Regions from separate parts of the Homo sapiens genome. Here region 2 is linked to region 1. Evidence: read pairs that join two places in POLR2A ChIA-PET (ENCODE). Cell type or tissue: Caco-2. All regions are shown on one strand. Links, peaks and the distances in the headings refer to the core of each region. The heading gives the core; the rest is flanking DNA.

What was found. ChIA-PET counts read pairs that join two places held together with the same protein. Peaks named below come from ENCODE experiments on the same cell type or tissue, not always from the same donor. Only the 100,000 strongest peaks of a DNase experiment are listed, where the experiment ranks them.
Region 2: POLR2A ChIA-PET joins it to region 1 with 7 read pairs; 13 of 35 experiments call an interaction of 5 or more read pairs at or near these places.

What each region holds. Positions count from the first base shown.
Region 1 is chr19:40,722,006-40,730,837 of GRCh38, forward strand. ITPKC (inositol-trisphosphate 3-kinase C) reads left to right here. Exons shown (of 7, transcript NM_025194.3): 2 at 3,335-3,434; 3 at 7,197-7,410. Among named protein-coding and RNA genes, the nearest start is that of ITPKC, 9.3 kb to the left of the region's middle. In Caco-2, for the core only: no CTCF peak of the experiment used is centred there; a DNase peak (open chromatin) is centred at 4,383.
Region 2 is chr19:40,808,628-40,817,459 of GRCh38, forward strand. It overlaps the pseudogene CYP2T1P. Among named protein-coding and RNA genes, the nearest start is that of EGLN2, 14 kb to the left of the region's middle. RefSeq lists enhancers at 1-222, 3,093-3,983. In Caco-2, for the core only: no CTCF peak of the experiment used is centred there; DNase peaks (open chromatin) are centred at 2,304 and 3,619; H3K4me3 peaks cover 1,970 bases.

The DNA.
Region 1 (8,832 bases), core at 271-8,270:
AAAAAAAAATTACTATTAAAAAAATCCCAACTAACATTCTTCAGTCCAAGCATCAAAGAATGTTTCTGGAGCGTCTGTCGTGTGCCAGGCCATGTGCTGGGGACATAATCATAACCATGACAACCCCAGTCTCTGCCATCATGAGCTTGTAGTCCAGCAAGTGTGTAGGGGATAAGCCCCAAGGCACTGGGATCCAACCAGAGCTAGAACCCCAGCGCTGTGTGGGGTGATGTTAGGTAAGTGGCTTCACCTCTCAGACCCTCTGTTTCCTCCTTTGTAACACCGAGACGATAATCTCCCTGGGGTTGTGTTTTTAGAAATTAAGTAGGTTGTGGCACACTGAGTCTTTGTCATTGTGTCTGGAATGTTCCAGGTACTTAGTAAACAGGAACCTTTATTAATCATCTCTTCCCCAGGGCCGGCAGCTGGATTGGGGAGGGACTAGCCCTTCCCGAACCCTGACTCCCTCTTAACCTTCCCACTGTCAAAGAGATGTCTGTGAGGTAGCTGGGCTCTGAGGGGGCGGGAGAGATGAACACGTCCCTGATCCTGGGGTAGGAGAGGGATGAGCCATACAGTTTCCTTCTCTGGAGGTGACCCACTCTTCCAGTACTTGCTAAGGGACTTGACATGCTTGTGGGGTGCAGAATGTATTCCTGTGTGTGTATGTGTTCATGAATCAGACACTAACCCTGTCTCAAAAAGCTCATAGTTTAGTCGGCATGATACAACGAAAACCCTGTTTTCTATTTGCTTCTCTGGTTTTCTTTCTTTCTTTCTTATTTTTTTGAGTCAGGGTCTCACTGGGTCACCCAGTCTGGAGTGCAGTGGCACAATCACTGCTCACTGCAGCCTCACCCTCCAGGGCTCAAGTGATCCTCCCACCTTAGCCTCCTGAGTAGCTGGGACTACAGGTGCACACCACCACGCCTAGCTGATTCTTAATTTTTTATTTATTTATTTATTTATTTTTTGAGATGGAGTCTCGCTTTCTCGCCCAGGCTGGAGTGCAGTGGCACAATCTCGGCTCACTGCAACCTCTGCCTCTCAGGTTCACACCATTCTCCTGCCTCAGCCTCCCGAGTAGCTGGGACTGCAGGTGCCCGCCACCATGCCCAGCTAATTTTTTGTATTTTTAGTAGAGACGGGGTTTCACTGTGTTAGCCAGGATGGTCTCAATCTCCTGACCTCATGATCCGCCTGCCTCAGCCTCCCAAAGTGCTGGGATTACAGGCATGAGCCACTGCGCCCGGCCTAATTTTTAAACATTTTGTAGAGATGGGGTCTTGCTATATTGCCCAGGCTGGCCTCAATCTCCTGGGCTCAGTGGTCCTCCCACCTTGGTTTCCCAGTGTTGAGATTACAGGCGTAAGCCATCGTACCCGCTGCTTTTGTGGTTTCCTTTGTTCTCTCTCTCTTTGTCTACTTCTGTTCATCTTTTTCTTTTCATCATTACTTTGTATCTCTCTCTTTTAGTCTTCCTATATTTGTTTTGTTTTTTTTTTGTTTTTGAGACAGTCTTGCTCTGTCGCCCAGGCTGGAGTGCAGTGGCGTGTTCTTGGCTCACCGCAACCTCTGCCTCTCGGGTTCAAACGACTCTCATGCCTCAGCCTCCTGAGTAGCTGGGACTACAGGTGTGTATCACCACGCCCGGCTAATTTTTGTATTTTTAGTAGAGGTGGGGTTTCACCATGTTGGCCAGGCTGGTCTCAAACTCCTGACCTCAGGTGATCTGCCCACCTCACCCTCCCGAAATGCTGGGATTACAGGTGAGAGCCACCACACCCGGCCTATTTCTTTATCTTTTAGCAATTCTATACCTGTCTCTGTATTAGTCAGGGTAGGTCAGGATTTTCTGCAGTAACAAAGAGCCCCCAAATCTTAGTGACTTAGAACAACAAAGGATTATTTTGCTTTATACTACACATTGGTCACAGGTCAGTGGTGGGTCAAGGGCTCTGCTTCATGCTGTCTTCACTCAGGGTCCCAGGCTGAGGGAGCTTCCATTTCTTTTCTTACTCCCTCCCCCACTGGGGAACAAACGTGGCGAGTCATAAACTGGCTCTTAAGGCTCCTACCCGAAAGTGACACTTCTGCTCCCAGTTAATTGGCCAAAGCAAGGCCAGGTGTGGTGGCTCACACCTATAATCCCAGCACTTTGGAGACCAAGATGGGAGGATTGCATGAGGCCAGGAGTTCAAGACCAGCCTGGGCAACATAGCAAGATGCCATAAAGTAGCTGGGCATGGTGGCACACGCCTGTAGTCCTGACTACTCAGGAGGCTGGGATGGGAGCATCGCTTGAGTCCAGGAGTTGGAGGTTGCAGTGAGCTATGATGGTGCCATTGTACTGCAGTCTGGCTGACGGAGTGAGACCCGGTCTCTAAAACAAAACAAAACAAACAAAAAACAACAATCCCCAGTTCAGGAGGGCAGGGACATCCCTGAACTAATAGCTGGAGCTATGTGGTGAACAGCTGTCATGACTGCCACGGTCTCTGTCGCTGTCTCTGTCTCTCTGTCATCACTATGTCATCTGCCTCTCTGTTTCTGTCTCTCTCTGTGGTCCATCTCCATCCATCAACTCCTGCCTCTATAATTTTCCCCAAAAGGTCTGACCTGGTTTAGGGACAGAGATGGGGCTTCCAATATTTGACACTGGTCCCTACATAATGGCTTATGCCTGAAACCCCAACACTTTGGGAGACTGAGGCAGGTGGACTGCTTGAGGTCAGGAGCTCAAGACCAGCTTGGGCAACATGGTGAAACCCCATCTCTACTAAAAATACAAAAATTAGCCAGACATGGTGGCATGCACCTGTAGTCCCAGCTACTCGGAGGGTGAGGCAGGAGGATCACTTGAACCTCGGAGGCAGAGGTTGCAGTGAGCCAAGATCATACCACTGCACTCTGGACTAGGTGACAGAGACCCTGTCTCAATTAAAAAAAAAAAAAAAAGAAGATTTGGAACTGTGTATGTGCAGTGGAAGATGTAAGGGTTGTTTGTTAAACCACAACAAAACCTAGCCTGTCCTTACTCATAAGATCCTTACTCATAAGAGAAGGACAGAGAGACATAGATACAAAGAAAGTGATGACAGAGGGGAGAAATGGGCAAAGAATTTCCCCTATCTTGCTGAGGGCTTTGGGCGATCATGTGATTGCCGAACTAAGTGGGGCTCACTCACCCCAACAAGCCTGGGAACAGTGATCCCAGGAAGCCCCTGGCCCTGGAAAGACTGCAGGTCCCCTTTCGTTCCCTCTCATGGCAGCACCTCTAGCCCCTGCCTTCCCTGGCCTTGGCCCTGACCCCACCCTGCTCTGCTCCCTACAGAGCAAACCCTGGAAGAAGCTGAAGACAGTTCTGAAGTATTCACCCTTTGTGGTCTCCTTCCGAAAACACTACCCTTGGGTCCAGCTTTCTGGACATGCTGGTAAGTGGGGTGGTGGTGGACAGAGCTGGGCAGAGTCTCCTGGGCCAGGGAAAGGGATGTTCTCTGTAGTTTAGTTCCCCCACCTAGTGATGGGCTTGGTGACAGTCCCCACCTTATGGGACTGTTATGGGCAGTGCTTAGGCCTGGGCCTGGCCCTTCGTATGTCAGGGCAGAGGGCTATTCCTTGTTATTCTGGTGGAGAGAGGGAGCTTCAGACGGACCTGAGCTCAAACCCTAGTTCTGCTCTGTATTCATGGGTGACCTTGGGCAAGTTACTTTCCTTTACTGGGCCTCAGCTGCCCCATCTGTTAATGTGGAGATAACCTTACCTCCCTTGCAGGATTAACCGAAGAGTTAAAATCAAAATGTATATAAAGATTGAGGCCAGGCACGGTGGCTTACATCTGTAATCCTAGCACTTTGGCAGGCCAAAACAGGAGGATCGCTTGAGCCCAGGAGTTTAAGACCAACCTAGGCAATATAGTGAGACCCCGTTTCAATTAAAAAAAAAAAAAGATTGGCTGGGCGCAGTGGCTCATGCCTGTAATCCCAGGCCTTTGGGAGGCCGAGGTGGGTGGATCCCCTGAGGTCAGGAGTTTAAGACCAGCCTGGCCAATGTGGTGAAATCCCTTCTCTACTAAAAATAAAAAAATTAGCCAGGCATGGTGGCGGGTGCCTGTAATCCCAGCTACTCAGGAGGCTGAGGCAGGAGAATCACTTGAACCCGGGAGGTGAAGGTTGCAGTGAGCCAAGATCGCAGCATTGCACTGCAGCCTGAGTGACAAGAGCGAAACTTCGTCTCAAAAAAAAAAAAGACTGAGGCACAGGACTCTTATGAATGGAAATGATCACTCCTTGCCTTCTCCGCGTGTTCAGAGCATAGCAGGCCTTCAGTAAGTAGCAGCTGTAACATTTTGCCCCCAGGACCTTGCAAATGCCTGCAGCACAGAGTAGCACAATGGTGGCATATAGTGCTCTTTTGAAAGGCTAGGCCATAAATATCTTAGGTTTTGTGGGCCTATGGTCTCTGTCGCAACTACTCAGCTCTGCTGTTACAGCAGGAAAGCTGCCATAGACACTATGTAAACATATGAGTGTGTCTGTATTCCAATAAAACTTTATTTGCAAAAACCAGCAGCAGGCTGGACTAGAAAAGTGTGCCCATTGGCAAATGGCGACAGTAAGAGAATTTGTCTGCCTTGTTTGTCTTTAGATCTGACCTGGAAATAAGGCAAGACCCCCTAAAACTGTGTCAACACAAGTTTGCCATCTATATGTGTTCTGGTTACTATTGCTGAGTTTATTAAAAAAACAAAACTCAGCAGAGCACAGCGGCTCATGGCTGTAGTTCTAGCACTTTGGGAGGCTGAGGTGGGAGGATCACTTGAGCCCAGGAGTTTGAGACCAGCCTGGGTGACATAGTGAGACCTTGTCTCTACGAAAAATAAAGAAATTAACTGGGCATGGTGGCATGCACCTGTGGTCCCAGGTACTTGGGAGCTGAGGGTGGGAAGATCACTTGAGTCCAGGAGGTCTGGGATGCAGTGAGCCTTGATCGCACCACAGTACTCTAGCCTAGATGACCGAGTGAGACCCTGTCTCAAAAATAAATACGCCAGGGGCGGTGGCTCACGCCTGTAATCCCAGCACTTTGGGAGGCCAAGGCAGGCGGATCACGAGGTCAGGAGATCGAGACCATCCTGGCTAACAAAGTGAAACCCCGTCTCTACTAAAAATACAAAAAATTAGCCGGGCATGGTGGCGGGCGCCTGTAATCCCAGCTACTCGGGAGGCTGAGGCAGGAGAATGGCGTGAACCCGGGAGGCGGAGGTTGCAGTGAGCCGAGATAGCACCACTGCACTCCAGCCTGGGTGACAGAGCGAGACTCTGTCTCAAAAATAAATAAATAAATAAAATAAAATAAAATAAATACAAAACAAAACCCAAAAACCCCAAGACTTAGTGATGGTTAAAAAAAATAACTTAGTAGAATAAAACAATCATTTTATTGACCTCAGAAGTTTTGGGTCAGCAATTCAGACAGGATGGCAGGGATGGCTTTTCACTGCTCCACAATATCTGGGAACTCAGCTAGGGACACCTGGAGGCTACAAGCTGAAAACTTTTGGAGGTTCATTCACTTGCATGCGTGGTGATTGATGCTGGCTATTGGCTGGGGTCTCAGATGGGGCTGCCACGTGGCTTTGCCATGTAGCTCCTTGAGCTTCCTCACAGTATGGTGGCCTCAGAGTACTCAGATTTCTAACAAGACAGCTCAGGACTACCTTGAAGGTAAGTGTCTCTGCCAACAGAAGTCATGCAGTAGCACTTCTGCCATAAACCGTCCCATATTTAATGGGAGAGCAATCTATTTTTTATTTATTCATTTAATTTTGAGATAGGATCTCAGTGTTGCCCAGGCGGGAGTGCAGTGGTGCAGTCATAGCTCATTGCAGCCTTGAACTCCTGGCCTTAAAGGATCCTCCTGCCTCAACCTCCCAGAGTGTTGGGATTATAGGCATGAGCCACTGCACCCAGCTTGGGAGAGCAATTAAGAGTATACTCCTTGATGGGAAAATTCTATAAGAGCAGGATCAGGAATGGGTCTGAGACCCACTGTGATCAGGAGATACTGTTGTAGCCAACTTTGGAAAATGTAATCCAGGCTGGACATAATCACAGCACTTTGGGAGGCTGAGATGGGAGGATCATTTGAGGCCAGGAGTTCGAGACCAGCCTGGGCATCATAGCAACACTACCCCAACCCGACATTACACATTTTTTTTTTTTAGATTAGCTGGGAGTGGTGGGGGTGCACACCTGTAGTCCTAGCTACTCTGGTGGTTGAGGTGGGAGGATCACCTGAATCTAGGAGCTTGAGGCTGCAGTGAGCTATGATTATACCACTCAATTTCAGCCTGGGTGACAGAGTGAGATCCTCTCAAATAAAAAAAGAAAAAGAAAATATAATCTGAAAATACAGCTGGCCACTAGAAGAAATTAGAATTATTATAATCTATACACTCTGCGTGGTCCAGGAAATGCTTGATCTATAAATTAACTTAAATAGGCCCTGGTTGTTAGCACCTTGGGATTCCAGGCAGCAGCAAAAGCAAATCCACTCTGGAGAGTGACGCTCTGGACTTAGATCTCACAGAATTCCCACAGATGATCACATGTGTACAATCAAAAATTACAAAACAAATTAGGATATCCTGTGCTGGGAACAGGACTTGGTTTAAGCAACAGAGAACAGAAATTCGCCCTTTCCTTACCAACCCCTGGGCAAGACTTTTAAGAGTTGCGGCCTGGGCACAGTGGCTCACGCTTGTAATCCCAGCACTTTGGGAGGCCAAGGCGGGTGGATCATCTGAGGTCAGGAGTTCAAGACCAGCCTGACCAACAAGGTGAAACCCTGTCTCTACTAAAAATACAAAAATTAGCTGGGCTTGGTGGTGTGCACCTGTAATCCCAGCTACTTGAGAGGCTGAAGCAGGAGAATTGCTTGAACCCGGGAGGCGGAGGTTGCAGTGAGCCGAGATCGCACCATTGCACTCCAGCCTGGGCAACAGAGTGGGACTCCATCTCAAAAAAATAAAATAAAATCTTAAAATCATTAAAAAAAAAGTTGCAGGGAGAGAAAGCATTGCAGGAGGGTCGGGCAAGATAATGGTGGCCAGGATCTGATGCAAACAGGCAGCTGCGGAGAGGTTCTCTTCCTGATCCAGTTCCTGATCCTCTCATTTATTCTACCACCTTTAGGGAACTTCCAGGCAGGAGAGGATGGTCGGATTCTGAAACGTTTCTGTCAGTGTGAGCAGCGCAGCCTGGAGCAGCTGATGAAAGACCCGCTGCGACCTTTCGTGCCTGCCTACTATGGCATGGTGCTGCAGGATGGCCAGACCTTCAACCAGATGGAAGACCTCCTGGCTGACTTTGAGGGCCCCTCCATTATGGACTGCAAGATGGGCAGCAGGTGGGGCTGGGGCAGCCCTGGGGCAGGGATGGAGGGCAGGGGGTGGGCATTATTGAAAATATTGGCCTGGCCAGGCGCGGTGGCTCACGCCTGTAATCCCAGCACTTTGGGAGGCCGAGGCTGGTGGATCACCTGAGGTTGGGAGTTCCAAACCAGCCTGACCAACGTGGTGAAGCCCTGTCTCTACTAAAAATACAAAAAATTAGCCAGGCGTGGTGGTGCATGCCTGTAATCCCAGCTACTCAGGAGGCTGAGGCAGGAGAATTGCCTGAACCTGGGAGGTGGAGGTTGCGGTGAGCTGAGATTGAGCCATTGCACTCCAGCCTGGGCAACAAGAGTGGAACCCTGTCTCAAAAAAAAGAAAAGAAAAGAAAAGAAAATAGCGCCAAGTCCATTTTCAAAGTGGTTGTACCAGTGTACCTTCCCACCACCATGTATGAGTGTTACAGTCGTCCCAGATTCTCACCGGTGCTTGGTACTGTCTGTTTTATTAACTTAAACCATTCCGATGGGTTTGGAATAGGATCCCTTTTTTTCCTCTTTGAGACAGAGTCTTACTCTATCGCCCAGGCTGGAGTGCAGTGGCACGATCTCGGCTCACTGCAATCTCCACCTCCTGGGTTTAAGTGATTCTCCTGTGTAAACCAAGTAGCTAGGATTACAAGCGCCCGCCACCACACCTGGCTAATTTTTGTATTATTAGTAGAGATGGGGTTTCACCATGTTGGCCAGGCTGGTCTGGAACTCCTGACCTCAGATGATCCACCCACTACGGCCTCCCAGAATGCTGGGATTATAGGCGTGAGCCACCACGCCTAGTCTGCAAGAAGTGAACTCTAATTGCTTTCTCCAGCTGGGTTCAGTGGCTCTCACCTATAATCCCAACACTCTGGGAGGCTGTATACACACACACACACAGACACACACACACAGACACACACATAGTCTTCAACTCTCCCATTTCATTCTTTTAGTAGTCTTTTGATAAACATATTTTTATAAACAAAATAGTATTTGTATTATTACTCTTTTTTGAGACAGAGTCTCATTCTGTTGCCCCGACTGAAGTGAAGGAGCATGATTATAGCTCACAGTAGCCTTGAACTCCTGGGCTCAGGCGGTCCTTTCACCTTAGCCTCCAGAGTAGCTGGGACTATAGGTATGTCCCACCAGGCTTGGCTATATTTTATTTTTTATAGAGACATGGTCTCCCTGTACTGCCCAGGCTGGTCTTGAACCCCTGAGCTCAAGTGATCCTCCTTCTTCTGCCCCCTGAGTAGCTGGGACTGTAGGTGCATACTATCACACCTAGCTAATTTTCAATTTTTTGTAGAGACAGGCTATTTAGGAAAAGCTCTGAATCCATGCTTTTCCGTTCTCACACCACTGCCACAACAATGAGAGCACAGAAGACTTCTGTGA
Region 2 (8,832 bases), core at 537-8,536, 87 kb after region 1:
GCAGAACCTCTGTAAGGTGGCCGTAAGGAATAGGAAGATACCCGAGTGGGCCAGGCCTGTGCCCAGGCACATCTGCTTTGCCGGGTACACAGGTGCACAGTGAGCACCAGGTACCCCAGAGCCAGTCCAGGCTGGTCCCCTTCCTCCTCTGCCTGCACCTGAGGCAAAGGGCATGAAAGCATCATTGCCCTGGAACTTGCCCTTGTCCAGGAAGTTGGTAGGGTTGAAGCAGTCTGGGTCTTTGAATTGAGTGGGGTCCCGGTGTGCAGTCACAAGCAGGGGAATCACAAAAGTGCCCTGGGGATACATGCAACTTGGGTTACCTGCGGGCTTGGTGAGCACCTGCACCACCTCCATCCAAGACGCTTTTTAAAAGCCCAAGGGAATAGGCCGGGCAAGTAGCTCACGCCTGTAATCCCAGCACTCTGGGAGGCTGAGGACAGATCACTTGAGGTCAGAAGTTCGAGACCAGCCTGGCCAACATGGCGAAACCTGTCTCTACTAAAAATACAAAAATTAGCCAGGCGTGGTGGTGGGTGCCTGTAATACCAGGTACTCAGGAGGCTGAGGCAGGACAATCGCTTGAACCCAGGAAGTGGAGGTTGCAGTGAGCCAAGATCATGCCACTGCATTCTAGCCTGAATGACAGAGCCAGACTCCGTCTCAAACAACAACAACAAAAAGCCTAAGGGAAGGCAGAGCTGCCTTCCTGCTCCAGGGGTAACTGATTGTGTTTTGGTCTGCACAGCGCACACCTGCTGATTCTGGCTGATCTCATGCACCCGGGTCCCGCACGGGATCCCCAGACTCAGTGGGTACCTTTGGGCAGACAGTGGCTGTGCAGGTGGGTGTCGAGGGTGAGGGTGCGCGGCAGCCCCAGGGGCACCACGCTGATGAAGCACTGGATCTCGAGCAGCACTGCGTTGGCGTAGGGCAGGCACACGCGATAGTCCAGGCTTGGGGCGGGCCTCCACCCTACCACAGGGTCCAGCTCCTGCACCTTGGCTCAGGCCGGGGGAGGCTGTGAGCTGCGCACTTCCAGGACCCTCCAGCCATCCCCAGACTGCAGCCTCCCATTCTGGGTCTCTCCGGGTTGCACACCTGCCACCTCTAGGTACTTAAGCAGAATGAGGAGCCCATAGCACAGGGTGGTGCTCGTGGTTTCGGTGACGCCAAAAAAAAAATGCGTCGTCATTACCGACGTCTACTCCTGGAAATGGCTCTCCGGGTCCTGCTGTTACTGTGGGCAGAGGAGATGTGCTGCCGCGTGCCAGGCACCTGTTGGTGGGCGGCATGGATAGAGTTTAGAGAGCTGGGACCCATGCCTTACCCATCTGGTCAAGCAATCAATGAAATCGCGGGGCTCCGCTGGCTGCCGCATCTGCCAGTGTCGTTGAATTTGCTCAGAGATGACCCGCAGCTCCGAAAAGTTTCGGAAGATTCGGTGGTGCGGGCCCGGGAGCCAGTCCATGAGGGACAGGCAAATGTACATCTGGAGAGACAGGGTCTGTCTCAACATGGGCCCTGCACAAGGCCACTAGGCCTTAGTTTCCCTACAGGGAGATTGGACTAGGACTTTGATACTGGATGTTCTAGAACTCTTCCAGGAATCTGTCCCATTCTAATGATCCATTGTAGGTAGGTCTGTGTACTCGGGATTTGGCATAAGGCTGGACGCACCAAGGAAAGATTGTGGCCGGCCCTCTCACCTCGCCCCATCTGGAACTAATGATGCAGAAGTTGTCACTGAAGAGGTTCAGGAGCCTCAGGAACTCCGGGTCCCCATAGCGATAGCGGTTCCCGAAGACAAGAACAGATAACATTGGATACAGCATTATCCAGTAGCCGCACGGGGTCAAACGGGGCTCCTGGGGGTAGGAACAGGACGGTGGTCATAACGCGTGGTCCTGCCCCCAGCCAGCCCCATGGGCTTACTGGCTTTCTTCCACCCAAATACCTTCCAGTGGCCCCGTCTTGGCAGTGCAAGGGACTCTCCCACACCAGGCCCTTCCGCTCTCCCGGCCAGGCCGAAGCAATGGTGGCTTGAAATTCGTCTAGCAGACAAGCCGCCTCCTCCAGGACGCGCGCCTCGACGGTCCGCGTACCCAACCCGAACTTCTTAAGCGCTCCAAGTGCAAAATTGCGCAGTGTCCACCAGCACGGCCGGTTAGAAAACAAGATTCCTGTGGTGGGGACGGGAAAGGAGGCGGGCCGGGGAGCCGGCCACGCCCTATCCAGGAAGCGCCGGGTCACTGGCTACATCCCTTTAGGGGCCTCCGACTCCTGCGGCCGGCTTCGTTCCCTTTGCTTCTTTACCAGACCTCCAAGTGCCCTATCCACACATTGGCCCCGCCTTTGCTGGGCTCCATCCCTGACCTAGGCTGGCTCTCGGGCTTTGACTCTTAGGCTCTTTTCTCCTGTTGGCTGCAGGATGAACCTCCATTCTAACCTTACGCTTTAGCGCCGCCCCGCCCTCTCTCGGCCGTTTGCACCTCATTAGCTGGAGTCTCTATTAGGCCCCGCCCCCATTTGCCCGCCTCTACCATTTACCCGCCCAGCCTGGAGCGTCCGGGCCGGCAAGTCCAGCGCCGGGGCCTCACTGTTTCCGCGTGTGAAGCGTTCGAAGACTGCCATGGACCCGCGGCCAGAGACCGCATCCGCCTGTAGCACTAACGCGTCCCGCAGCGCTGCGTAGCCGCACAGCCCCACCGCAGGGCGCGGGCCCAGCCGCACTGTGAACACCCGGCCCCAGCGGCCGGAGAGCTACGGGTAGCCGGTGCTCAGCGGGTGCCCATAGGGTTCCTCATCGGAGCCATTGCCCCCAGCTCCCTCTTCCTTCAGACCCAGGAGTCCTCGTCTCAGACCCTCATTCCTCAGGCCCAGGAATTCAAATCCCCAGCTCCTTCCTCCCTGAGATCCAGGAGTCCAGGCCCCCACTTCCTTCTTCCCTTAGGACCTGGAAGTCCAGCTTCCCAGCCTCCTGCACCCTCAGAGTCGTCTCCTGGGCCCTCAGTACTCAGCCTGCCCACCCTGAACCAGAACAGACCCCCTGCTCCCCTCTTCCCACAACCTGATTTCCTGCTCTGGGCTCCTTCGTTACGACCCAGTGTCCCGGCCCCAGGCTCTCCACTCCCTATTCTCCTTTCCTAGTACTCAGCAGTCCGGAGCACTCATCCTTCCTGTCCTTCCTCAGGATCATAGAGTACAAACCCTCAGCTGTCTTCATTCAGGAGGAGTTCTAGTCCCCAGCCCCACCTTCACGAATCCAGAATTCCGTTCCCCCATTCCTGTCGGGAATGGAGTGCGCGGTCCAGGCCTCCGGACTGCAGCTGCAAGTTCCCCAGCAATGGGAGCGGCCTGGGCCGGGGAGGTAGGGACCCCCGCATCTGAGCGCGGCACCCACCCTACCCCCACCACGCCGGCGCCAGCACCAGAAGCCACAACAGCAGCGCAGCGATACCCGCGACATGCCTGCAATTCTCCACGCCTGCACCCCTTCACCTCTATTTGATTTCCAAGGGGTCTTAGGGGTGGAGCGGGGCGGAGACCCGATGTGGGAGGAGTGGGCGTCTCCGGGCTGCTCATTCCGTGGATTCCCCAACCCGACGTCTCCACCCCGCCCCCAGCCCTAGTGGAGCTGTGCCCTGGCTCCCCCTGGCTTTTTTTGTGTGTCTGCCTCAGCCTGTCTTACTTAGCAACTTTCGTGCACCAGCATTTTCATGGCAACACACCTGGACAACAGGTGCACCCTCCTGAGCCCCTAGCACCTTTGAGTCCAATTTACTTGGCCTGTAAGTGTGTATTCCTCAATCTCCGGGCCACCTCTGGGTCCCCTGAACGCTGTACCCTGTACCTCTGATTCCTAAATACACACCGACTCTCAAATACACCACTTCTGTTTTTTTTTTTTCCCTTCTTAGAGTTTCACTCTTGTTGCCCAGGCTGGAGTGCAGCAGTGGGATCTCGGCTCACTGCAACCTCCACCTCCCAGGTTCAAGATTCTCCTGTTTCAGCCTCCTGAGTAGCTGGGATTACAGGCATGCACCACTAGGCCTGGCTAATTTTTGTATTTTTAGTAGAGACGGAGTTTCACCGTGTTGGCCAGGCAGATCTCAAGCTACTGACCTCAGGTGATCCGCCTGCCTCGGCCTCCCGAGGTGTTGAGACTACAGGCCACTGCGCCTGGCTCAAATACACTTCTAAAGACACCCCTGGCATTCCTGTGCTCTGTGCCTGTGATTCCTAGGAGCTCACACCTGAGCCCTTGTCACTTCCATTACTCTTAGGACCCTGTGTACTATGCTTGTTCCCCAGATCTGCCTTCAATTTCCCTGGCTTCTGGGTGTCCATCAGTCTGGCACTTCTGTGCCTCTCCTTAGTTCTTCAGGGTGCCTTTCTGCATGTTGATCCCCTTGTACCTCCATATTATGTCCTGCCCTGAATCTACCATCTCTATCCCCAAGGCACTGGCTCCCAGATGCCCCCAAATGTTCTGTGCCCATGCTGCTGAACCCCCTGGTATCCAGTCCCCCAAGTCCCTGTCTGAGGCCAGGCCATGACGACAGACAAACTTATCCCTCATTCTCTCATCTATCCCCCCCAACCCCCATCCTAGGGCATGGGCTAGAGGGGGCAGACTCTGGCCTGGATGGGCCAGGGCTGCGGTGGTGGGAGCAGTGAGGTTGGGGCTGTATTTGGAACAGACTGTTCAGGAATGTGGTCCACCCTCCTGCCTGTCCCTGCTTGGCCAAATCCAGCCTTCCTCCAAGTGCCTGGCACAGGGCCCAGACCTGGGGAGATGGTGGGCGGGGGGTGGACTGTGCAGAGCCTAGGACTGGCATTGTCTCTGGGAGGGTCTCTGTGTATCTTTGTTTCATCTCTCAGTCTTGCTTGCTCCCTCCCTCCCTCCCTCTGTCCGTCCCTCCCTCCCTCCCTCCCTCCCTCCCTCCCTCCCTCCCTCCCTTCCTTTTTTCTTTTTTTTTTTTGAGACAGAGCCTGGCTTCTGTCCCCCAGGCTGGAGTGCAGTGGTACGATCATGGCTCACTGCAGCCTCAACCTCCTGGGATCAAACAAGCCTCCCACCTTGGCCTCCCAAGTAGCTGGGACCATAGGTACACACCACCACGTCCGGCCAATTTTTGTATTTTTTAAGGAGACAGGATGTCACTGTGTTGCCCAGGCTGGTCTCCAACTCCTGGGCTCAAGCAATCTTTCTGCCTTGGTCTCCCAAACTGCTGGGAGTATAGTTGTGAACCAGCGCGCCCAGCCTCCCTCACTCTCAGTCTCTGTGTTTCTGTGTTCATCTCTCTCTCTCCTCTTTCTGTCTCTTCCCATCTCTCTCTCTTTTCTCTCAGTCTCTGCCTCTGTTTGTGTCTGTTTTCTGTCTCTCTTTTCAGTATGTCTGTGTCTTCCCCTCCCTGTATCTCCCCTAGTCTGTGCTTCCCTTTGTCTCAGCCTGGCACTTCTGTGCCTCTCCTTATTTCTTCAGCGTGCCTTTCCGCATGTTTACCCCCTTGTACCTCCATATTCTGTCCTCCCCTATCCTGGGTCTTCCTACCTGTCAGCCTTTCTGGAACCTGGTGACTGACAGGGGTTGTGGGGCAGGACCCCTGCTCAGAGCTGCTGACTCCACTGACAGCGGGAGTGTGGTGGGGCACAGTAAGCTGCATCCTCCCCCAGCCCTACCCCACCCTCTGTGACAGGCTTTAATGGATCCTGTTTATTATGGCTTCTGGTTTCTCCCCAGCTCCTGACTCTTCCTCCGTTTTGCTCGGGTGGGCTGTCCTCTGGAATGTCAGCTCTTCTAGAGCAGGGATTTTGTCTTGTTCGCTTCTGTATCCCAGCACTTAAAGTAGTGCCCAGCACAGCAGTAGGCACTTAGTAAATGTTTGTTGAATGAATGCCCAATTTTTCTTCCTCGCTACTTCTCTTTGTTTTTTTTTTTTTTTTTATAGAGACAGGGTCTTGTTAGGTTGGCCAGGTTGGTCTTCAACTCTTGGTCTCAAGCAGTCCTCCTGCCTCAGCCTCCTAAAGTGCTAGGATCACAGGCATAAGCCACCATGCCCAGCCTCTTTCTTCCCTCCCCTCCCCTCTTTTCCCTTTCTTCTTCTCTTCCCTTCCCTTCTGTCTGTCTTGTTCTGTCGCCCAGGCTGGAGTGCAGTGGCACCATCACAGCTCACTGCAGCCATGACTGCCTGGGCTCAAGTGATCCTCCCACCTGAGCCTCCCAAGTAGCTGGGACTAGAGGTGCGTGCCACCATGCCTAGCTAATTTTAAAAATATTTATAGAGACCAGGTCTCACTATGTTGCCCAGGCTGGTCTCGAACTCCTGGGCTCAAGTGATCCTCCCGCCTTGGTGTTTCTATCTCTTTGTAATTAGACTGGATTTCTCTGTTTCTCTCTTTCTTTTCCTCCCTTTTTCTTTTTCTCTCAGGTCTCTCTATCTCTCTTCATTTCTGTTCTCTTTATTTATCTTTGCTTTAGGGTCTCTTTGTCTTTCCTCTCTCTGGACATCACTGTCTTTCCCTTTTCTCAGTGGCTCTCTTTCTCCTCCCGGTCTCTGTTTTCCAGGATCTCTTTGCCATCCCTGCGTATCTGTCTCTTCCTTTTCCTCTCCATCTCTTCTCAGTGTCTTCACGTGTTTTTCTCCATCATCTCTCTCTGCCTGTCTTTCTCAGGACCTCTGAGTCTCTCTGTCTCTCCCTCTCTTCTCCCTCTCTCCCCCGACCTCTGTGTCCCTGGCTGGGTCCTGGGGCAGACTCTGGTCAGCCTGTGATGGGAACAGTGTGGGGATTAAAGAGCTGACATCTTAATCCCCATGTGGGCACTGCCTATAAGCCTCACTCCAGTCAGCCCCATGCTCAGCAGAGCATGTCCCAGTTTCTGCATCACTTTGGGGAGACCCCGTTCAGGGTAGAGCCTCCCAGGCCACCTCCACTGATGGCTGAGGGGCCAGTTCCACTCTGCCTGAATCTGGCTCGATGTGCTTTGGGACGCCTGCCCAGCGAGAACAGCCACTGTCAGCAGGATGTTAGGGTATTAGGTCGGGTCCCAGGTTGGGAGGGTACATGCCTGGGGTTGCCATCCTCATCCCAAAGGGGAGAATTTCAGAGAATTTCAGTGAGAGGGTGGGAGGGCCGAGTGCAGTGGTTCATGCCTGTAATCCCAGCACTTTGGGAGGCTGAGGTGGGCAGATCACTTGAGGCCAGTAGTTCAAGACAAGCCTGGCCAACATGGTGAAACCCCATCTCTACTAAAAATACAAAAATTAGCCGGGCATGGTGGTGCATGCCTGTAATCCCAGCTACTCTAGGGAGGCTGAGGCACGAGAATCACTTGAGCGCTGAAGGTGGAGGTTGCAGTGAGCTGAGATCATGCCACTGCACTCCAGCCTGGGCAACAGAGTGAGACTCTGTCCCCCCAACCCTCCAAAAAAAAAAAGAAAAAAAAAGAAAGAAAAAGAAAAGAGGGGCTCGGGATTGAGGGAGAGAGCCTCAGTCCTCAGAACTCCCATTGTCATTGCTCATCTGTCTTTCTCTGGTCATTTCTCTGTTTCTTTCCATTTTCTCTCTCAATTCCCCTGCCTCCCATTTCTTAGTGTCGGTATTTCTCTGCTTTTCTCTGTATTTAAGGGTGTCTGCCTCTTTCTTGGTCTCTGACTTGTGAATTAAAAGGTAGTAGTTAGAAGTGCAGTGTCTGAGTAGGGCATGGTAGTGTGCACAGGTTGTCCAGAACTTTGGGAGGCTGAGGCTGGAGGATCACTTGAGGTCAGGAGTTCGAGACCAGCCTGGGCAATATAGTGAGACTGCCTCTACAAAAAATAAAAATAAAAAAATTAGTGGCTGAGTGCAGTGGCTTATGCCTGTAATCCCAGCACTTTGGGAAGCTGAGGTAGGCAGATCACCTGAGGCCAAGAGTTCAAGACCAGCCTGGCCAACATGGTGAAACCCTGTCTCTACTAAAAAAAAAAAAAAAAAAAAAATTAGCTGGGTGTGGTAGCGGGCGCCTGTAATCCCAGCTGCTCGGGAGGCTGAGGCACGAAAATTGCTTGAACCCAGGAGGTGGAGGTTGCAGTGAGCTGAGATCGAGCCACTGCACTCCAGCCTGGGTGACAGAGCAAGACTCTGTCTCAAAAAATAAAAATAAAAGTAAATTAGCCAGGTGTGGTTGTGGTGCACCCTGTAGTCCCAGCTACTCAGGAGGCTAAGGTGGGAGGATCGCTTGAGCCTGGGAGGCTGAAACTGCAGTGAGATGTGATTATGCCATTGCATCCCAGCCTGAGAGACAGAGTGAGAGCTTGTCTCTAAAAAAAGGAAAAAAAAAAAAGAAGAGGAAGAAGAAGAAAAAGAAGTGCAGTGTCTGTAGCCTCAGAGTCTGAATTTAGATACCAGCTCTGCCTGTTTCTGTGTGATCTTGGGCAACTCACTTCACCTCTCTGAGCCTCAGTTTGCTCATCTGTAAAAATGTGGTAATACTGCTTTGTGGCCAGGTGTGGTGGCTCATGCCTGTAATCCCAGTGCTTTGGGGGGATGAGGTGGGAGGATCGCTTTAGGTCAGGAGTTCAAGACCAGCCTAGGCAACATTGCAAGACCCTGTCTCTACTAAAGATTAAAAAAAAAAAAGTTAGCCAGGCACGGTGACTGTAGTCCCAGCTATTTGGTGATCTGAAGCAGAAGCAGGAGGATCAGTTGAACCCAGAAGTTCAAGGTTGCAGTGAGCCTTGAATTGTGCCATTGCACTCCAGCCTGGGCAACAAGAGGGAGACCCTGGCTATAAAAGAAATAAACAGGGTAGGTGCGGTTGCCGGTGGCTCACGCCTCTAATTCCAGCAC